Linked DNA regions of Homo sapiens: region 1 is linked to region 2. A link is a loop called in an ENCODE intact Hi-C map of the cell type or tissue named here. Cell type or tissue: stomach. All regions are shown on one strand. Links, peaks and the distances in the headings refer to the core of each region. The heading gives the core; the rest is flanking DNA.

Region 1 (9,387 bases), core at 621-8,620, 61 kb before region 2:
TGAGATGGAGTTTTGCTCTTGTTGCCCAGGCTGGAGTGCAATGGCACGATCTCGGCTCACTGCAACCCCGGCCTCCCGGGTTCAGGTGATTCTCCTGCCTCAGCCTCCCGAGTAGCTGGGATTACAGGTGCCCACCACCATGCCCAGCTAATTTTTTGTATTTTTAGTAGAGATGGGGTTTCGCCATGTTGACCAGGCTGGTCTCAAACTCCTGACCTCAGGTGATCCACCCACCTAGGCTTACCAAAGTGCTGGGATTACAGGAGTGAGCCACCGTACCCAGCCATCTATTTGGTTTTATGGAGGCCTATAATCCAGATGTTGAACCAAACACTTCTGATAATGAAAGAAGATATAAAATAGGAAATTAGGCAACTATTTCAGTGTTTCATTTAAACATGTTGTTAGAAGGTCTAAACCCATTACTGCATCCTAGGCAAAAGCAGCTTACTTCTCTTTTCTTTCTTATACAAGGTTTAGAGAATTGTTCAAAGACCAATTGGGATTGCTTGGAGAAAGGGAAGGTGATGATGATCTAATTGTATTTCTCTTACATCAACGGAAAAGACAGAAGCTGATTTTACAATGACAGTTTGGCAGCTCAGTGAAATTACTCAAAGGCAATTACTGGCAATTCAGCATTCCACAGTAATTCTGGACACTGAAGAAAATTTCCAAGCACAAACTCTTTCCTGCCCAGGTGTCCCAGTACCTTTTGAGACTGCAGAATAACATGAATGACTTAGATTCTGAAAGTAGAAAATCAACAACAACTGTTAATACTAGGTGTGTTCCGAGAACTGAATGGCAGAATCTGCAGTGCAAAAGCAGAAAGGAATGATTTTTCAGAGATCCATCTTCTTCAGCAAGTTCTTCTGCATTCTTTCTAGAAACATTCTACTGCTGAGAAAGCAGGCTACTCCTCACCCATTCCTTCTTGGGCTAAAGATCTTAAGAGTTAGTTGATCATCTTGATTTGGGAAAAATAAAGTAAGGAATATTTCTATCATCGAACTCAGCATAGAATAATCTATTTGATAAATTCTTTTTGAGGTATCATTTAAAAAATATTTTAATTTGTATAATTTCAATACGTTTTTTGGGGAACAGATGGTATTTGGTTACGTGAGTAAGTTCTTCAGTGGTGATTTCTGAGATTTTGGTGCACCCATCACCTGAGCAGTGTATACTGTACCCAATCTGTACTCTTTTATCCCTCACTCCCTCCCACCCTTTCCCCCAAGTCTGTTGTATCAATCTTTTTTCAATTTTTTCTGGAGACGGAGTCTCACCCTGTCACCCAGGCTGAAGTGCAGTGGCGCGATCTCGGTTCACTGCAACCTCTGGCTCCCGGGTCAAGCGATTCTCCCACCTCAGCCTCCCGAGCAGCTGGGATTACAGGTTTGTGCCACTGCGCCCGGCTAATTTTTGTATTTTTAGTAGAGACGAAGTTCCACCATGTTGGTCAGGCTGGTCTTGAACTCCTGACCTCATGATCCGCCCATCTCAGCCTCCCAAAGTGCTGGGATTAGAGGTGTGAGCCACCGCACCCAGCCTGTTATATCATTCTTATGCCTTTGGGTCCTCATAGCTTAGCTCATACTTAAGATATTTGATGAATTCTTAATGAGCATCATGTTTTGATCTCAATCTCATATTTTATAATAATAATTATTATATAAAAAACATTTTTTTCCAGCTAAATAACCTGAACCTTATTCTTTGTAGAGAAAACTCCATTTTAGATAACTGCCTAGATTGGTCTATGTGCTGTGCTAAAGAGAAAGGAGGCTGATTTCACCACAGCAAATGGAAAGACTTCCCTATAAGTGGATCTATCCAACGGTGCAAGGCACTGCCTGGGCAGGAGATGAGTTCCTTGTCACTGGAGGTATGCAAGTTGAAGGGCAGATATTGTTGATGGGGAGTCAAAGATCAAACGAATCATTGGATCTTATGATCTACTACAGCCCTGAAGCTGTTCATTTCCTTTAGCACATTTTTTGTTATTTTACATACTGAATATGCACCTTGGTTTATTAGGGACTTTTTTGGTTTTGTTTTGTTTTTAAGGTAAATATCATGTGCAAAGTTTCCTGCCAGCTCTCCAGATGCAAATTTCCAAGTTCTTCCAAGTCTGTTTTTGCTTGATCAGAAAACCTCATATGTGCACAGTGCAACAAATTGAGATGCATAGCAAATTTCAGAAACAAATGTGATTGATCTCCAACATTCACCCTAGGCAAGCCTGCTGCTCCTTGCACTGCTGATTCTTCAAGCAGCTGCAGAGTGCCTGTGCAAGGGTGTTTTGTATGCAGTTGTGGGTGTGGGTATCTTTAAGTTCGAGACAGAGTATGGGAGGGGTGTGTGTGGGTGGGTGGGGGGAAGCCTGGAAGAAGAACAGGTAAGAAGAGTGTAGGTCTGTGGTGCTTCCTGCAAAATTTAATTTCTGTAAAACTGTTGGTACATGTAAAATGAGTTCTATAAAGCTTGACAATTGTATCTTTTTCTGAGAAATAAGCTTTCCACGAAAATTGAGTTATGGTTCCAATTAAAATAAACATACTCCAGAGCTGACGGAAACTAGAAATTCAGTTCAGTGATGATGGTGGTGTCTACAGAGTCAGCATTTTCCACGTCTTTGTCCATGAGAGGTTCACAGAAGGCCCCACTTCTGATCCCAGCTGAGATCTCTCTTCCTCCTCTAGACCCCAGTAAAACCCACTGATCGCATCCCTAGCACAGGGCTCACCTTGTCTTTATTGCCTTCCTTTGACAGACATGGCTTATCTCATCAAGCTGGGAACACTGCAGAGGCAGAAAGCACCCCCTACACATACACGCCCCAGGTAGCACCAGCACAGGCTTGCAGACAGGAGGCAGGACCAGCTTACAGACAGAGAATGAAGAGGATGAAGGCAGGCCAGACTCTGGGAAAAGTAGACTAATGGTGTCTGAAAAAAGTTTCATTCATGCATCAAACACTAATAGAGGCTTGTGCTAGGTTCTAAGGAGAGAGAGGCAGTACTATGCTCTATGTCAGGGTGGGGGTGAGGAGCAGACAGGTAAGCTAACACCTTTAGTGTCACTGGCAAGGGAGGTTCTCAATAGCATGGGAACTTCCTATGATGCTCATAGAAAGGGGAGGAAGGAGGGGTGCTTTCTGCTCATAATGAGTCAGGGAGAGCTCCCCAGAGGATGTATCTGAACTGGGTCTTGGAGGATGACAAAAGGAAAAGGACATCCCAAACAGGGAGAAAACCATGTGCAAAGGCCAGGAGGACAGAAGGGAAGAGCGTGCCCAGAGCATTTGGGCAGAACCAGCCCACTGGCCAAGAGGCCGTGTGAGGAGTTGGGGGATGCACTACAGAGGCAGCTTGTGCGAATCAGGAAGGGCCAGATGTCTGCACAGAGCTAGGGTGTGTCCTGCAGGCAGTTGAGCCCTTGATCTTTTCTCAGTAGCCAGGGCAGGGGCTGACGAGAGCCTGCTACAGGAAGGTGAACTGGGCAGGAGGCTGGAGGGTGGGTGGAGAGAATGGGACAGCAACTGGGAGCCCAAGGCCACCGTGCGAATGAGAAGAGATGAGTCCAGCTCAGTGGGGAGACAAAAGTGAGAGATGTGGAGGTCAGACTGGGCCATCTTGGCACTGACCAATCATACCAGGAAAGGGAGGGAAGGAGGAGTTAGAGAAGATTCCATTTCTCGCTCCAGGTGACCAGGTAGATGGCAACACCATTCACTGAAGCTAGGGGCAGACAAGAGTGGGCAGGGAAGGTGCTGAGTTCAGGCTTGGGCATGATGAGTCCCATGATGGAGACATCCAGCAGAAGTGGCCAGCAGGGGATTTCAGGAGGCCAGGGGGTCAGTCACATAAGAGGCAAGGTCAGGTTTAGGGGTCAGAGAGAGTAGTGTGGGCCTGGTGGCTCCCATGTGGTGGGACCCTCCCGTGTTCCCCGTACCTTCTCCCCTTTCATCCCGGGAAGGCCGGTGGCTCCATCAACTCCAGGCTGTCCCTCAGGGCCCTGGGGAACATCAGTGACAATCAACCCACAACATTTCTGCTAAATATCACATACACACGCTTGCTAGAAAAGGAGGGCAGGGTTGGGAGGCAGGTGAGGCTGGTGGGCCCAGGGCCTCATGTCAGGTGCAAGGCAGGAACCTAGTCCTTGGCCCAGGCTGGGTCACTGCTGACTGTGCACCTGTGGCTAACTGTCCTTCACTCTCTGGATTACATTTCCTCCTCTATGGGGAAGTTAGAGACAGGGTTGGACCAGATGGTCTCCAAGGGTCTCCTACCCCAGGCCCAGCCCTGATGGCCTATGATTCCAAGATTCTTTATGAATCTGTGTCTCCTGTACAGACGCTTCTTGACTTACAATGGGGCTACATCTGATAAACCAATTGCAAGTTGAAAATATCTTAAGTCCAAAATGCATTTAATACACCTAATCTACTGAACATCATAGCTTAGCCTAGCCTAACTTAAACATACTCAGAACACTTCCATTAGCCTATAGTTGGGCAAAGTCATCAAACACAAAGCCTATTTTATAATAAAGTGTTGAAAGTGAAAACAGAATGGCTGTATGGGTACTCAAGGTAAAGTCTCTGCTGAATGTGCATCACTTTGCACCACTGTAAAGTCAAAAACATCTTAAGCTGAACCATTCGTAAGTAGGGGGCCATCTGTATTGACTATGATAAAGCAGCAAAACAATACGTAGGATGATGTTTTTCTTGGCTGCTGCTTCTTTCGAATCTCAGCAATGATTCAGATGAGGAGGATTTCTGTTTACAAACAGCTAGCTGCTCTCTCCCCATCGCGAACCTTGGACAGTGCTGGGTTTTGCAATCTGTACACCCCTCCCCTGCTAAAGGAAGCCCCACAGCCACAGAGATGGGGAGAAGACTTCAGTTGCTCACCGGGGGCCCAGGTTCACCAGCAGGTCCATCCTCTCCAGGAGATCCAGGGGGTCCCATGAAAACATCAGTTCCTGGTTTTCCTGGAATCCCAGGTAAGCCAGGTGGCCCTGGGGGTCCTGGAGGACCCTAAAAACACAAAGACTCTGTTAGAAACAGTGGGGGAATACCGAATGAGATACTGAGTATGTGCTTCATGCAATCTCTCAAATTCTTTCAACAATCCTACATGTAGGGTTTGGTGATCCCACTTAGCAGATGCGGAAAATAAGGCTCAGTGAGACCATGCGACTCAAGGGCTCTCAGACACACAGCTAATTAGTAGCAGAACTGGGATTTGAATCTCAGTCTTTCTGAGCCCATCATATCGTGTTTTCTCCCAAAAGGCTGAATACAAGAAAGATCCAATTAGTTGGAATTCTGAGAGGTGCTCTGGTGAACTTAGTTTTCTGATTAACTGTGAGGTCAGTCAGGACAGATCACAAGGTCAGGAGATCAAGACCACCCCAGCTAACATGGTGAAACCCTGTCTCTACTAAAAATACAAAAAATTAGCCGGGCGTGGTGGCCGGCACCTGTAGTCCCAGCTACTCGGGAGGCTGAGGCCGGAGAATGGAGTAAGTAAACCTGGGAGGTGGAGCTTGCAGTGAGCCGAGACCGCGCCACTGCACTCCAGCCTGGGCGACAGAGCAAGACTCCATCTCAAAAAAAAAAAAACAAAAAAACAAAAAAAACTGCTTGTGGTGTAGCCTTGTTTTTAAAACTCTTTCTGAAGTGCACTAGTGTTTTTAGCCCATTGCTGGGTTGGCTGATCCCACCAGGCTGGGAGATTCATTTGGCTCCCATTCCATTTAACCACGGAGTCCAGAACCCTTCTAGCCCTGGCCATGAGGAGTGGGCAGAGGGGCAGCCAAGTGGAGCTTTCAACCAGGGATTCAGCACAGGCTCTCAGGGACAGAGGCACCAGCTGCAGCTAGAGAAGGTAGAAGCTCCCCAGGGGGCAATTTCAGAAAGGACTGGTGGAGCTCCAGCCTTGGCAGGAGGCCAGGGGAGCAAGAGGCACCAAAGAGAAAGAGTAGCCTGGAGAGGGAGGCAGGGAGGGAATGCATAAGGGAAGGAGATTTCAGGAAGGTTCTGGAAGCTGAAGTAGAATAGCCACCCAGAGACAAAACCAGCAGGTCTCTTTAATGAATAGGGTGAGAGGAGGGGGAGGGAGGATTGAAAGCCAGTTGGCAGAGGTGAAGGGCACTGGGCACACCTGCTGCAGGGCAGCCTGCTCAAGAAGCCCACCAGGGAAAGGAAGAAGGTGGGGTGAGGAGGTCCTGAAGATAAATGTAGGCTCGTACTCACTTACAATGCAACTGATCAAAGTGAACAATTTCAAACATATATACAAGCACAAGGAAAAGTAGAATGAACCCCCATGAGCTCACTGCCGGCAACCCCAGCAGCAGCCAATCCAGTTTCATCTGTCCCTGGCCCCCACGTCCCTCCCTCTGGGGTTATTTTGAAGGCAGTCCCAGACACCAGGTCGTGTCCTCCTTCACACTCACTCTCAGCAGCTGCTCACTGCCCACCAGGTCACCAGAGCCAGAGCCGACGTCCGAGCCCCAGCCTAGGCCAGAGCCCTCTGCTTCTGCTCCTGCCTGGAAAGAGAAGAAATTTCCACTACTTGCATTTAACTGCCAGACTCCAAGGACAGCCACGTCACTGAGTTTTCTCCAAAATGGGGAAATGTTTCCTATATCCTATAGCCCGATAACTTCTGCTCCCCGTTTTCTCTCTGACTTTTCTCCCACTCCCCTCTACAGCTACCCTTCTCTCTTGCCGCCTCCCAGCTGTGCAGCCCACTCATGTCCTCGGCCTCCTTTCCTGCCTTTCAATTCCCAACTCATCCTTCAAGGCCCAGTTCCGCAGTCTCCTCCTACACGAAGCCCTCCCTACCCCGTTTCCAGGCAGAATTCTCTCCCTCCACAGTGCTCCCACTAGCCTCTGTCAAGGTCTCAGTGAGATGCTAGGACCACCTGACTCGAAGCTTAGTTGTGCGTGGGTCCATCGGCTCCTCTAAACTAGGGCTCAAGAGCCAGCCCAAACCTGAGACACACTGGGTGCCCAGAGTCCAGCAGGAGGCCGAGCACCCAGAGAGCCCTCAGTGCATACTTGAATGGCATCAAATGTATCTGAAGAACAAGGGGAATCTTCAAAACACCTTTCCAGCACTTAACTCCTGAAGACAGGAACCAGGCAGGGCCTAATTCATTCATTGAATGTGTGTGTACTGAGCACCCCCTGAGAGGCACCCAGAAGAGCTGGGTTTGGGGGTTACAGCTGTGTTTAGGAAGGTCACAGTGGTGGGAACATGTGTGTGGGGGAAGGGAAGTGGTGACATGGAGGCGGAGAGACCAGTTAGGAGGCTGGTGCCATCGCCCAAGAGAGGAGGAGGAGGCACTGCACAGCTAGACTCAGGGGGACATGGGGACACACTGGGCAGGGCTGGGGAAGGCAGAGGACCACTCAAGGATGTTTCTCTCTTGGTGACCACATAGATGGGGTGCCATCCTCAGAGATGGGGAACCCAGGAGGAGAAGCAGGTCTGGGGCATGGGTAATGAGTCCAGCTTGGGAAGTGTTGAGTTTGAAGAACTTCTGGGATGCTCAAGGTGCAGGATTTAAACTGGATAGAAATCAGTTCTGCTGCTGCACACTGCAGAGTCCTAGTAGAGGCAGAAAGCCCTAGGGTCTGACTGCAAGATACTTTGGGGGCCAAAAAGGAGAGTCCTCAGCCTGTGGCTGTTTTGGCCGCATCCCTGGTCTTACACCTGTGTGTGTGACAAGCCTGGATGGGAATCTCACCGTGGGTCCAACAGGCCCAGAAGGTTCAGGAGGGCCAGGAAGCTCCTCCCCAGCATCACCCTAAAGAGAACAAAATGGTCAGTGAACGGCTGGAACTCTGTTCCTACCATCTCCCCACCTTTCTGTAGAAATCGTGCTCATCTTTAAAATCAGGATCACACAGGAAAGAAAAATGGCATTGTCCTTTGCAGAGACAGCTTAAGGGAATGCCTTGTCCCACCCCAGGGCTCAGAAGCCCTTTGTTTCTGTGCCATACTTGGAGGGCACAGGCTGTGGTGGAAAGAGCTGACCAGTATGAGCACGCATCACACACACCCTCCCTTCTTCCAGGATTTATCCCCACCCTCTGATCTGGGCCCTGCTAGAGCACCAGTGCTCAGTGCTCAGGCCCAGTGTGGACTCCCCTGAAGCCTGCCCTGCCCACCTGCTCCTCTCACCAGGGCGTGTGACCTTTACAGGAACATCATTGCTCACAGTCTGCCCCTCTGGGACCATGTGCCCCTCAAGGGCAGGCACAGTGCCTGAATCACCTCCAGGTCCCAGCACCTGGCACAAGGCTAGTGCCCCAGAAAATGCTTTTCGAATGACAGAAGCACACATTTGGAAAAGAGGCAGATGAAAGAAAATGACAGAGTGGCATCCCAGGAGGTTTTGGCTGTCAAAAAGGGCCCAGAGAAGTGGCTTCTCTGACAAATAAGGTGACAGGATGGCCAGATCCACCAAAAGGAGAGAGGAAATGTCCACAGTAAAGTCCCCAAATCTGTGTGCCTCCTGCTACACCCCAGAGCCCTGCTCCATCTGAAGTCCACTGAGGTAGCCAGAGGCAGAGAGAAGTGAGGACACCGCCCTCCCCAGCCCTGGCCCTCCCTTCCCCACACCCCGGTGGGCACTCAGGAGGCCCCAGGACGGGAGCATCATCTGCTGCAAGGAACGGCCTCTGTGCAGCCCAGAGGGAGGTGAGACAGGCAGAGGACCAGGGTCATGGTGGAGATGAGAAGGCTCCCAGAGGCAGCCAAGCTGCTGCCTATGGCCAGAGCAGGCTCCCTGGGCAGGATCTCTTGACTGGGGTCACTGTGGACACATCCCCCTGGGAACAGCTTATCACCAATAGGTGTTTTGGTAAGAGGAATTTGTTATTCCCGCAGTGACTGACACCAGCTAAAGCACTTCTATAAACATCCCCTCACGTCATCCCACACCGCAGGGTCATCATCACCACCTCCATTTTACAGATGGAGAAACTGGAGCAAAGAAATAGTAAAGAACTTTCGGGAGATCCCACAGCTACAAAAAGGCAAACCTAGGCCTGTGGTCCTCAAAAGCTCTTGTCTGCCCAACATTTTCCCAGGAAGAAAATCAGGGGCAGAGCCCAGAGCCCGGACACAGAAGTGAAGAAAACTGGTTGCAGATGTGTGGCAGAGCCAGGTGTGGAATCATAGGACCCTTTGATACTCGACAGAGAAGCCAAGGCCCACGGAGGTCAAGGGACTTGGCCACGGTCACCAGGTGGTGAGAAGAGACTCAGTCAGAACTGCCCAGTGCCCTTTTCCTGATTCTCCCAGACCTACAAGTCCATTTCTTTTGGGCTTAGCCCTCTTGCTGCTTCTGCGA
Region 2 (9,387 bases), core at 727-8,726:
GGTATGAGGAACAATTAACATGGACAAAGGGCTCCAGACAGGAGTCTGGGGGGCTGGGATTGGCGTTTTTTTCTCAGATCAATGAAATCTGAACATGCTGAAATGCTATAACATAGCCAGTATAGCTTAATAGGCAGAATTCTCTGCCCCAGCCTGAAAATGGGTTGTCTTGAATAAAGTGCAGCTGACCAGAAGCTGGAACCTGGGAGTCAGCTTACTCCTCCTTCCCCGCCCCCGCCCCCAGGCAGGAAGCTATAGGCCAGGCCCAACTGCAGGAGCTGAAGGAACAACTTAATAATGATAATAGCCTGTGTTCCCTAAAGTGGGTTCAGTGGTGACCGCCAGAAAAGATATGTCCATGTCCTCATTTCTAAATATGTTCATTACATTTAGAGTCTTTGAGATGTAATTAAGTTAAGGATCTTGAGATAAAAAGATCATCCTGCATTATCTGGGTGGGCACTAGATCCAATGACAGGTGTTCTTATAAGACACATGGAGGGGGTTTGACAGACAGAAGAGGAAGAGGCAATGTGGCCACAGAGGCAAAGATTAAAATGAAGTGGACACAAGCCAAGGATTGCTGGCAGTCACCAGAAGCTGAAAGTGGCAAGGAATGGATTCCCTGCTAGAGCCCCAGGAGGAGTGCCACCCAGCCCACACACCTCCACTTCACACTTCTCGCCTCCAGAACTGGACAAGGATAAGTTACTACTGTTTTAAGCCACTCAGTTTGTGGTCGTTTGTTACCGCAGCCCTAGGAAACTCACACATTCACTGAATGCTTACTTACTGTGTGCTGTGTCCAAGCACGATTGCAAGTGAGTTGCCTGGACTGGGTCATCCAATACTCACAGTAACAGTGAGGAGGGTGTTCTTATTACCTTTGTTTTTATAGATGAGGAGGTTGAGGTGCAGAGGGATTAGGTCACACAGCTAGCAAGTGGCTGGGCCAGGTTTTGGACCCAGACAACCTGGGTTCAAACTCCATAGCCCGTCTGCTTATCCATGACGCCAGTGGTTCTCAAAGTGTGGTTTCTGGACCAGCAGCAGCAGTATCTGGGGACTTATTAGAGATGCAGATTCTCGAGACCTACTCCAGACCTACAAAATCAGAAACCCTGGGCTGAGGCCCAGCACCCTGTGTTTTAACCAGCCCCCTAGTGTCTCTGATGCACACCCTAGTTTGAGAACTGCTGTGCTGTTGAGGCAAAGATGGCATCCTACTACCTGAATGGAGGCCAGTCATGGGCAGTCATGGACCTGGAGACAAGAGCAGGCAGCCAGCAGCACAGACGTCTGGTGCAGGGGCCAGAGACCCAGGCACAGGGTGCAGGGGCAGGATTGTAACTGCTTCCACCATGGACCAACCCAGGCAGGGCCCCAGTACTAGATGGTAGAGACAGCGCTTTTCTGTGATCATAGCACAGCATTCAAGCCACCTCCCAGCCAGGCTGTTGGGATGCTAAGTCCCCTGAATCACTAGATCCCACTGATGGAAAACAGGAATGTCCTAGGGCCTGGGGTGAGGCAGCCAAGTGGCCCCAGCTGTGGGGGAAGAAGGCTGGCCAGCAGGAAGCCTGTCCAAGTCAGCCCCTGGAGGTAAGTGGATGTAGAGAGGCTTGGGCACTCCAGCCCCCTGGGTCAAGGCCTGTCAGGAGAGGGTTCTGCAGGCAGGGGGAAACTTGTGGTCTCCAACAGAGCTGTGGCTCCCCAGGGAAAGTCAGTACAGAGAAGGGTCGGCACACACCTTCCAGGAGGGGACTGCGGTGGCCAGGTCTACGAGTCATACTATCTCCCTAGGAACCCCCATTCCACCCCAGGGCCAGTTTCACAGAAAGCTCCAATTTCTCACTACTCTGTTATCTGTTCCTCACCTGTGTCCCTCAGCAGCCTGTGAGCCCTTCAGGAGGTAGGTAGCATGTTCTGTTTCATCTCCATATCTCCCAGTGTCACCCTCATCTCCCTAATGTGAGACCTTGCCTGAAGTAGGCATAAATTGAGCATTTGATGAATGAATGAACGAATGAATGTACAAATAATACACATGTGCATGAATGAATGAGCTTAATGGACTCTAGACTAGCGTGATTGTATGCCTGTCTTAACACATCATATTTATCATCAATCATAAAGAATTCTAATGAATGCCAGTAGTTGTCACAAGTAATCCCACCAGCACCATTTAGCTTAATATGCACTTAATAGCTTAGCTCTCACCTGATCCCCACTGTTGAGATATAATATAATATTAATAACCACACAGAGTCGATTGTAGCTTTGCTGGGGGCTGCAATCCCCTCTCCCTAAGCAGGAGGCTTTGAATGAGCAGCCTTCTGCAAAATGGCTGCCCTCGGCTCTCCTTCACTGAGATGAGAGTGACTCTCTTAAACACACTGGCTTCTCAGACTTCAGACTCATTTCCAGCTGCCTCCATCTTCCTCCCCTCTGCAACATGGTCTGGGTGGAGAATGTGAACAACCGGGCTTCCCCTTCTCTGTTATATACTGTTAGGGTCCTTGAGGTTTGGCTAGAGGCCTCAGGGAGGCTGCTCATGGCCTATCCGGGTGTCAGAGCATGAGCTGGGGCCATGGGGCAAGGTAGGATGGGACAGGCCAGCCCTGGAGATCCCAGGAGCAGAACGGTAAGATCCCTGGTCCTCCTGTGTGGAGAAGGCCCCCCATCTCCTCCATGGGGGTGCAGCATTGGGTTGGGAGGAGCACTGAATGATAGGAGGAGCTTGAAAGAGTATTTTAATTCTGAGCTTTCTAAGTCTTTCTCTAAGTGAAACATGGCCTGGGGTGTTTCTTGATTTCTTTGGCATGATTGATACTATGGGGTCAATGAAATCTCTTGAGTTGTTATCCACAGGCCTCAAGGCAGCCATAATTTACATCTCCCTAGGGGAGAATGGTCCTCTCTCTTCCCTCCCAGAAGAAGAGTCAGGAGGGGACCTTACTATCATTCATTCTATCCTGGGCCCAGTCTGGCCTTGTCCACAACCAGCATCCACTTTCCAACCCTGTCTGGACTTGGCGCTGGGCTGGGCTCTGGGGGAACAAGAGGACAAGGAATTGGGTCCCCTGGAAAAAAAGGACCAGACACCAACATGGGGCCCAGATACAGGTGACCTGGGCTGGGCTCTGGGGGATCAAGAGGACAAGGAATTGGGTCCCCTGGAAAAAAAGGACCAGACACCAACACGGGGCCCAGATACAGGTGACCTGAGCTTGGAGCCATAAGCAAAGGACAGGAAAGTCCTGTAGGGGCTTAAAGAGGGAGCACTCCCCGCCCACTGGGGGACACTGGGAAGGGGACCTGAAGGAAGGGCCAGTGGAGATAGGCCTGAGATGCTTCACACAGGTGAACACAGTGGAGTGAGCAGAGCATGAGCAAACCCACACAATTAGGAAAACAAGGGCCAAGTGAGTGATTCCAAGGATGGGAGAAATGGGACCCCGAGATAGCCTCCAGCATTGGAGCAAAAAGGAGAGAATTATGGATCCAGAGAGATTCAGACTTAGAAATGTTAATCTCACAACAGGCCAACCCTGAGCTCAGCACTTAGGTGCATTAGCTCACCTAACCTCAAGGCAGTCTGATGGGGTGGGGACTGTGGCTATGCCATTTTCAGATGAGATGACTGAAGCTGAAGGAGCTTAAGACTGCAGGCCTTAACTGCAGTGGTTGGGACTTCCCAGCTCTTGCTACTCTCAATTCTTTTTCCTTTAGGAGACTGGAGTCAGAGAGCCTCAAATGTCCAGCCAAGGAGACTAAAATTTATGCAACAGGCAACCGGGTGCCTTGGCAGATTCCTGAGGAAGGTTCTAGCTGACCATTTTAGGAGGAATCCTCATTTCACCCCAAGCTGCTGCCCTAGGCAGTTGGGTCCCCTTTCTTTTTCTTGCCAAGGAGAGGGTGGAATTGGGTGATCTGGAATGTGGTGCGAAGGCGATAGTTTGGCAACAGCAGGAGACATACTTTCTTGCAGCCTCTCAGCACTTGGCATGTTATGCCCTGGGCAAAATCAAGCTGCCCTGGGAACAGCCCGGGGCGTCCCAACAGATGAGCTTGTGTGAATTCAGCCAGGGCAGACAAGCAGCGCAGTCAGAACGAGCTCATAGCTTCAGTGGGCACCGTGAAATCTCGCCTACATTGGCCAAGGCGCTGATGAAGAATCAGGGTAACCTTCAGAGCTGGGAAGAACCTCAGAAAATACCCAGTCCAATGTCCCCAAGATGAGAAAACTGATGCCCAGACTGATGGTGTGACCAGCTCGAGCAGCTTTGGCATGTTGTATTCCCCCCACTGTAAGATCCAGGCCACTCTCTCCCATGACCCGGAAGATGGCATGGGAAAGGGCCTCATACAGAGCTTGGTACACACTAGGTACCCAATGTAGAAAGGAATGCATTTGAATCTGTGGTGGGGACCTGTGGTTCACATGCAATGACGTTGATGCTGCTGAGTAGGGGAAAAGAAATAACCAGAGAAATTTGTCCGAGGGTTGTTGTCAAACACACTGTGTCTTTCTACAGACTTTCCTGCTCAGTTGTGCAAAGAGACACACTCTCTGTGGGATGCTGGAGCCCCATTTGGCTCCAAAATGGGATTTGAGTTTAAGGGAACAGCCAGAACAGATGGTGACCCTGAAGTCATATTTTGAAACAGGCTGACTCTTGTTTAATTTAGATGAAAGTACAGCTTGACAGTCTCCAAATGTTTGCTGGAGGAACAGCCTGTGGACCACCAGAATAATGGGAGAGGGAATCAGACCTTCCAAGATGAAAACCCAGTGGACACCTCCTAACTAGAGACCAAGAATGGGGGGGTGGGAGGGGAGGTGACCTCGGGGGAACCCCAGGAGGACCAGCCTCCCCCAGAATGGTGCAGGGCAAAGGACGTGGAATTTGATGCCAGAGAAACTTGTATGTAAGTCCCTGCTCAGCCACGTACTAGCCAGGTGATCTTGGGCATGTTCTTTAACTTCTCTGAGCCTTAGCTTCCTTATCTGGAAATAGAGGTGGCAATACTTAGCTCTCAGGGTGGTGGCACAGGGCAAATGTCAGGTGCTAAGCATATTCTGTCCATTTTGTTCATTCATTCATTTGTTCATTCACAAATGACTATCAAGCACACACCGTCACATGCCTGGCACTGCAAGTCATGGAGATTTGGGGTGAACGGGATGGGCATGACCTTAACTTTGTGGGATGGATGGCTCAGCACTGGGTTCCCCATCCCTGGCTCTGAGCACTCCTGGGCATTACCTGCTGAGTAGCTCATATAGCCTCAGGAGGTAGGACTCCTATACCCATCACCCACCACCACCATCCAGATGAGGAAACCCACACTCTTTCTGAGCAATGTGCCCAAGTCACATAATTAAAAAAAGTGTTGAACCAGGATTTAAAGTTCATGTGATGTTTCCAAAGCTCAGCTCTAACCACACACTACTGTCAAGCACATCCCTGAGAATGGTACGGATGTGATCAAGCAGCACTGGGGAATTTCAAAATGGAGTGATGCCACCCACCTGGATATCAGAAGACGTAGTTCCAGACCCAGTTCTAGAACAAGGAACCTGTTGGGAGTCACATCGCTAAAATGTGTGTGACTCCCAGGAAGTTCCTTGCTCTCTTTGAACCTCCATCTTCCCGTCTGCAATTTGGGGGAGCTGGAATAGTTGATCCCCAAAGTCCAGCATTTTCTGAGGCCTCAGGTTCCCAGTGGGTTCTGATGGGAGTAAGGTGTTTGGGGGGACTTGCAGGCATTGTGAGAAGTGAGGCCCAGTGGGTCCTAGCTACCTAAGGTGCATAAATGGTGAACTGTGCCTTCTCACACAAGGAGCCTACGCTATGCAGCATGGACCACGCTGGGTGGAAGGCTGCCTCCAAAGAGTGATTCTTGGAAATCTTGAACCTGAGCAAGGCTGACCAGCCTCCCACATGCATATGCATGACAGCATTCTTCACATTCCACCCAAGATCTCCATGCTAAAGCAGCTCCACACGCTATTCCTGGAAAGGTAAACGTGGATGGAGAAATGAAAGCTTCTCATGGCCATCAACACACACATTTCTATTCATTCCAGAAGCATTTATTGAGCACCTGCTGTACAGCAGGCACTATTCTAAGTGCCGGAGATCCAGCAGTGATAGACAAGTTCCTTCCCTCTTGGAGCTGACAGTTCTAATCCAAAGCTTTGGAGGGCAGTGACCATCTCCATCTTGTCAATATCAAAGCATTAATAGCCCCCTCAACACACAGGTGTTAGGTATCTGTAGACAGAAAATGTCCATGTATCCTTTGCAATAATTCTAAATATCCCCCACAAGTTGGGGACCTCAAATCTGTATATAACATCATCTCTGCTAAAGCACTCTGTCATCAGATAAACCTGAGGGCCTGAGTCTAGCCAAAGAGCCCCCCAGGACCTTGAAAATTTAATTCTCTTGCTTTATCTTTAAAAGCACTTAAGTTTTGAATTCCACTCCAAACATGTGTGTGTGTTTGTTTTAATAATATAAAAATGTTCCAAATTATTCCCCAGTTGTTACTGGTCTCCTCACCACAAATTACCAACCACTGAGTAAAATCCTCCAGGAAATAAACAATGTGGCTCTTCGCATGCTAGTGTCACACAGCCAAGGACTGTGAGCACACCCATTTGAGAAGCAGGTCTCCAAAGGAATGGCTTGGACAGGAGAGGCGTAATGCATCCCCCACGTCTCACGGGTACAACCATGTCTAAAGGAATTGCTCCCCTGAGTGAAAGCATCTAAAAACCTCCCACCCGAGTTATTCCTCCCCAAACCGCATTTCTGTTCCCTGGCAAGAGAATTCTTCCTATGTTTACGGATGCACATTCTCAATACAGAGATCCAGAGAGAGATAAAAAATAAAAAGAGATCATGTCAGACCTGGATGACCTTAGCGCTGGTCCGACCTCTTCGTTGTATAGACGGGAGGAAGCTTTCCAAAGCCAGGACTGACTGGAGTCTAACCGCAGACAGCAATTGTTAGAAACCTTCCTCACTTGCCTCCACCACCTCTTTGCCAGGCAGCTGTCGTGGCCTGGGAGGCCCTGAGAGGCCAAGGTGGACCAGGGGCTCTTTGTGCTGGCTCCGGGCTTTCTTCTGACTCTGCCTTCCTGACATTTTACTGCAAGTCTCTTAAATTCTCTTCTCTTACGCTATGTAAAGGTAGAGACCCTTTGCCCCCGCCCTGAAGCAATTCACTGTCTGATAAGCAGAGGCAGGAGCAAGGCAGGTAGTAGAATCCAGGGCTTGACTGCACTCTACCTAGACCAAAGGCCTTTACCCCGGGTGGCCCTGGGCGGTAGTGCTGCAGGACTGACCGAGGGTGGGAAGCCAAGATGCTCCCCCAGGGCCAGGCTAGGAAAAACGGCTCCTGGGCGAAGGCCCTGCTTTCATCCCAGAAACTTCACCCTGCCTTCCTCCCTCAACGTGTTCGAGCCACATTCAGGCTGTCTCTTCCATCCTCTCCTCATTCTGTTTCTCTGTATCTGGAACATTCCACTCCTCTTCCAGCCCATCATCCCCACCTCCTTTCCTGGCTAAATCTGTTCACCCCTCAGATCTCATCTTAAATCCCATTCCTTGGGGAGACTCTCCTGACACCCTGGTACAGATGAGAGTGTCCTGGCATGTGCTTTCATAGCTCTCATTGCACTTTCTAACATTTTCTACCATTTATAAACATAAAGAGTCTTTTTGTACAATCCTTTATTTAGCATCAATGTCCCCCATTAGACTATAGGATCCTAGAGGGCAAGCAGCAAGCCTATCTTGCTTTTCATTTTCTGCCCAGGATATCACACATTGCTTGTATTCAGAGAACAGTCAATACATATTACATAAAAGTGGGTAAACAAATGGATGAATGAGAAAGCCCCCAGGTTACAACAGGCAGAATGGCCATTTCTACCAAGGGCAGAAACTCTGGAATGAATTCCATCCCACCCACTTTGCAAAGTCCTTGTTTAGCTATGTTTCACTTTCCCCACATCAGATTATGATTGTTTATCTCCCTCCACTGGAAGGTCAATGATTCTAAACTCCAAACACAAATGACTTGGTCCTGGCCCTTCCCATCCTCAGCAAGATGGACTTACAAATGAGTTCTCACCTCTGATGGAATAAACCCAATACAAGCAATGCTGAGAGAGGACACAGGACAGCTTAGGCACAACATCAGCTAGCACTGAGATGGAACCTTGTTACTGGCCACTCCCCTTCATTAAGGGCTTTCCATGTGCCAGGCACTGTGCTAAGAGCTTGGGGCGTTATTTCGTTTATAGTTTCCTCACTCTACAGATGAGGAAACTGAGGTTTCAAAAGGATTAGTACATTGTCCAAGGTCACCAACTGATACATGCAGAGCCTGGAACCAGGCCAGCTCTATCTGACTGCCCAGATTCAGCACTTGCCCTCCAAGCTACACAGCACTGCAGCTTACACTTGAGTGCCACACACATCACCTGGGGGCCTGGTTAAGGTACAGATCTGATGCCGTGGGTCTAGATCTGATGCTGTGGGTCTAGATCTGATGTTGTGGGTCTGAGGCAGGATTTGGGATCCTGTATTTCTTTTCTTTTTTTTCTTTTTTATTTTTGAAACAGAGTCTCCCTTTGTCACCCAGGCTGGGGTTCGTTCAGTGGTGTGACCTCGGCTCACTGCAGCCTTAACCTCTTGGGCTCAAGCGATCCTCCCACCTCAGGCTCCCAAGTAGCTGGGAGTACAGGCACATGTCACCACATCATGCTAATTTTTTATAGAGATGTTGTCTCACTATGGTGCCCAGGCTGGTCTCAAACTCCTGGCCTCAAGCAATCACCCTACCTTGGCCTCCCAAAGTGCTGGGATTACAGGTGTGAGCCCCTGTGCCCGGCCTTGGGACTCTGTTTCTAATGAGCTCCTGGATGATGCCCATGCTGCTGGTCCAGGGACCACAGTTTAAGCAACAAGTCTATCAAGGTGAAAATGCAGAGGATTTCCATAGGGCAGGCTGAGGAACAGCGCAAGCAAAGGCTTGGAGAAGGGAACATGCATGGTCAATTCAGAGACCAGCAAGCAGTTCAGGGTGGTAGAGCCAGGGTACGGGGAGGGATGTGAGAGGAGAAGAGGCCTTGAACTGCAACCCAAGGAGTGTGGAATGCATTGTGCGTCACAGAAAACATGGAAGCGTTTTGACAGGGGATGTGACATGATGGGACCTGTGTTTTAGACAAGCTACTCTGACTCACAGTGAGAAGCCATGCTAGAGGACAGAGAGATGGGAGATCCTGCTGGCCAGGGAGCTGCTGTAGCAACCCAGCAGAAAGAGGTAACACAGGCCTGAAGCCAGGCAGGGCAAGAAGATAGA

The links. A loop is a pair of places that touch in the nucleus more often than their neighbours do. Peaks named below come from ENCODE experiments on the same cell type or tissue, not always from the same donor. Only the 100,000 strongest peaks of a DNase experiment are listed, where the experiment ranks them.
Region 1: a loop joins it to region 2, with 3 times the contacts of the local background. A loop is called at or near these places in 5 of 110 quality-filtered maps.

Annotation. Positions count from the first base shown.
Region 1 is chr9:99,020,540-99,029,926 of GRCh38, reverse strand. It overlaps COL15A1 (collagen type XV alpha 1 chain), which reads right to left. Exons shown (of 42, transcript NM_001855.5): 13 at 7,777-7,836; 14 at 6,478-6,570; 15 at 4,928-5,053; 16 at 3,961-4,023. Among named protein-coding and RNA genes, the nearest start is that of TGFBR1, 80 kb to the left of the region's middle. In stomach, for the core only: no CTCF peak of the experiment used is centred there; no DNase peak of the experiment used is centred there.
Region 2 is chr9:98,959,654-98,969,040 of GRCh38, reverse strand. All of the region lies in intron 2 of COL15A1 (collagen type XV alpha 1 chain), which reads right to left. Among named protein-coding and RNA genes, the nearest start is that of COL15A1-AS1, 20 kb to the right of the region's middle. RefSeq lists enhancers at 5,701-6,285, 6,786-7,286. In stomach, for the core only: no CTCF peak of the experiment used is centred there; a DNase peak (open chromatin) is centred at 4,610; H3K27ac peaks cover 1,948 bases.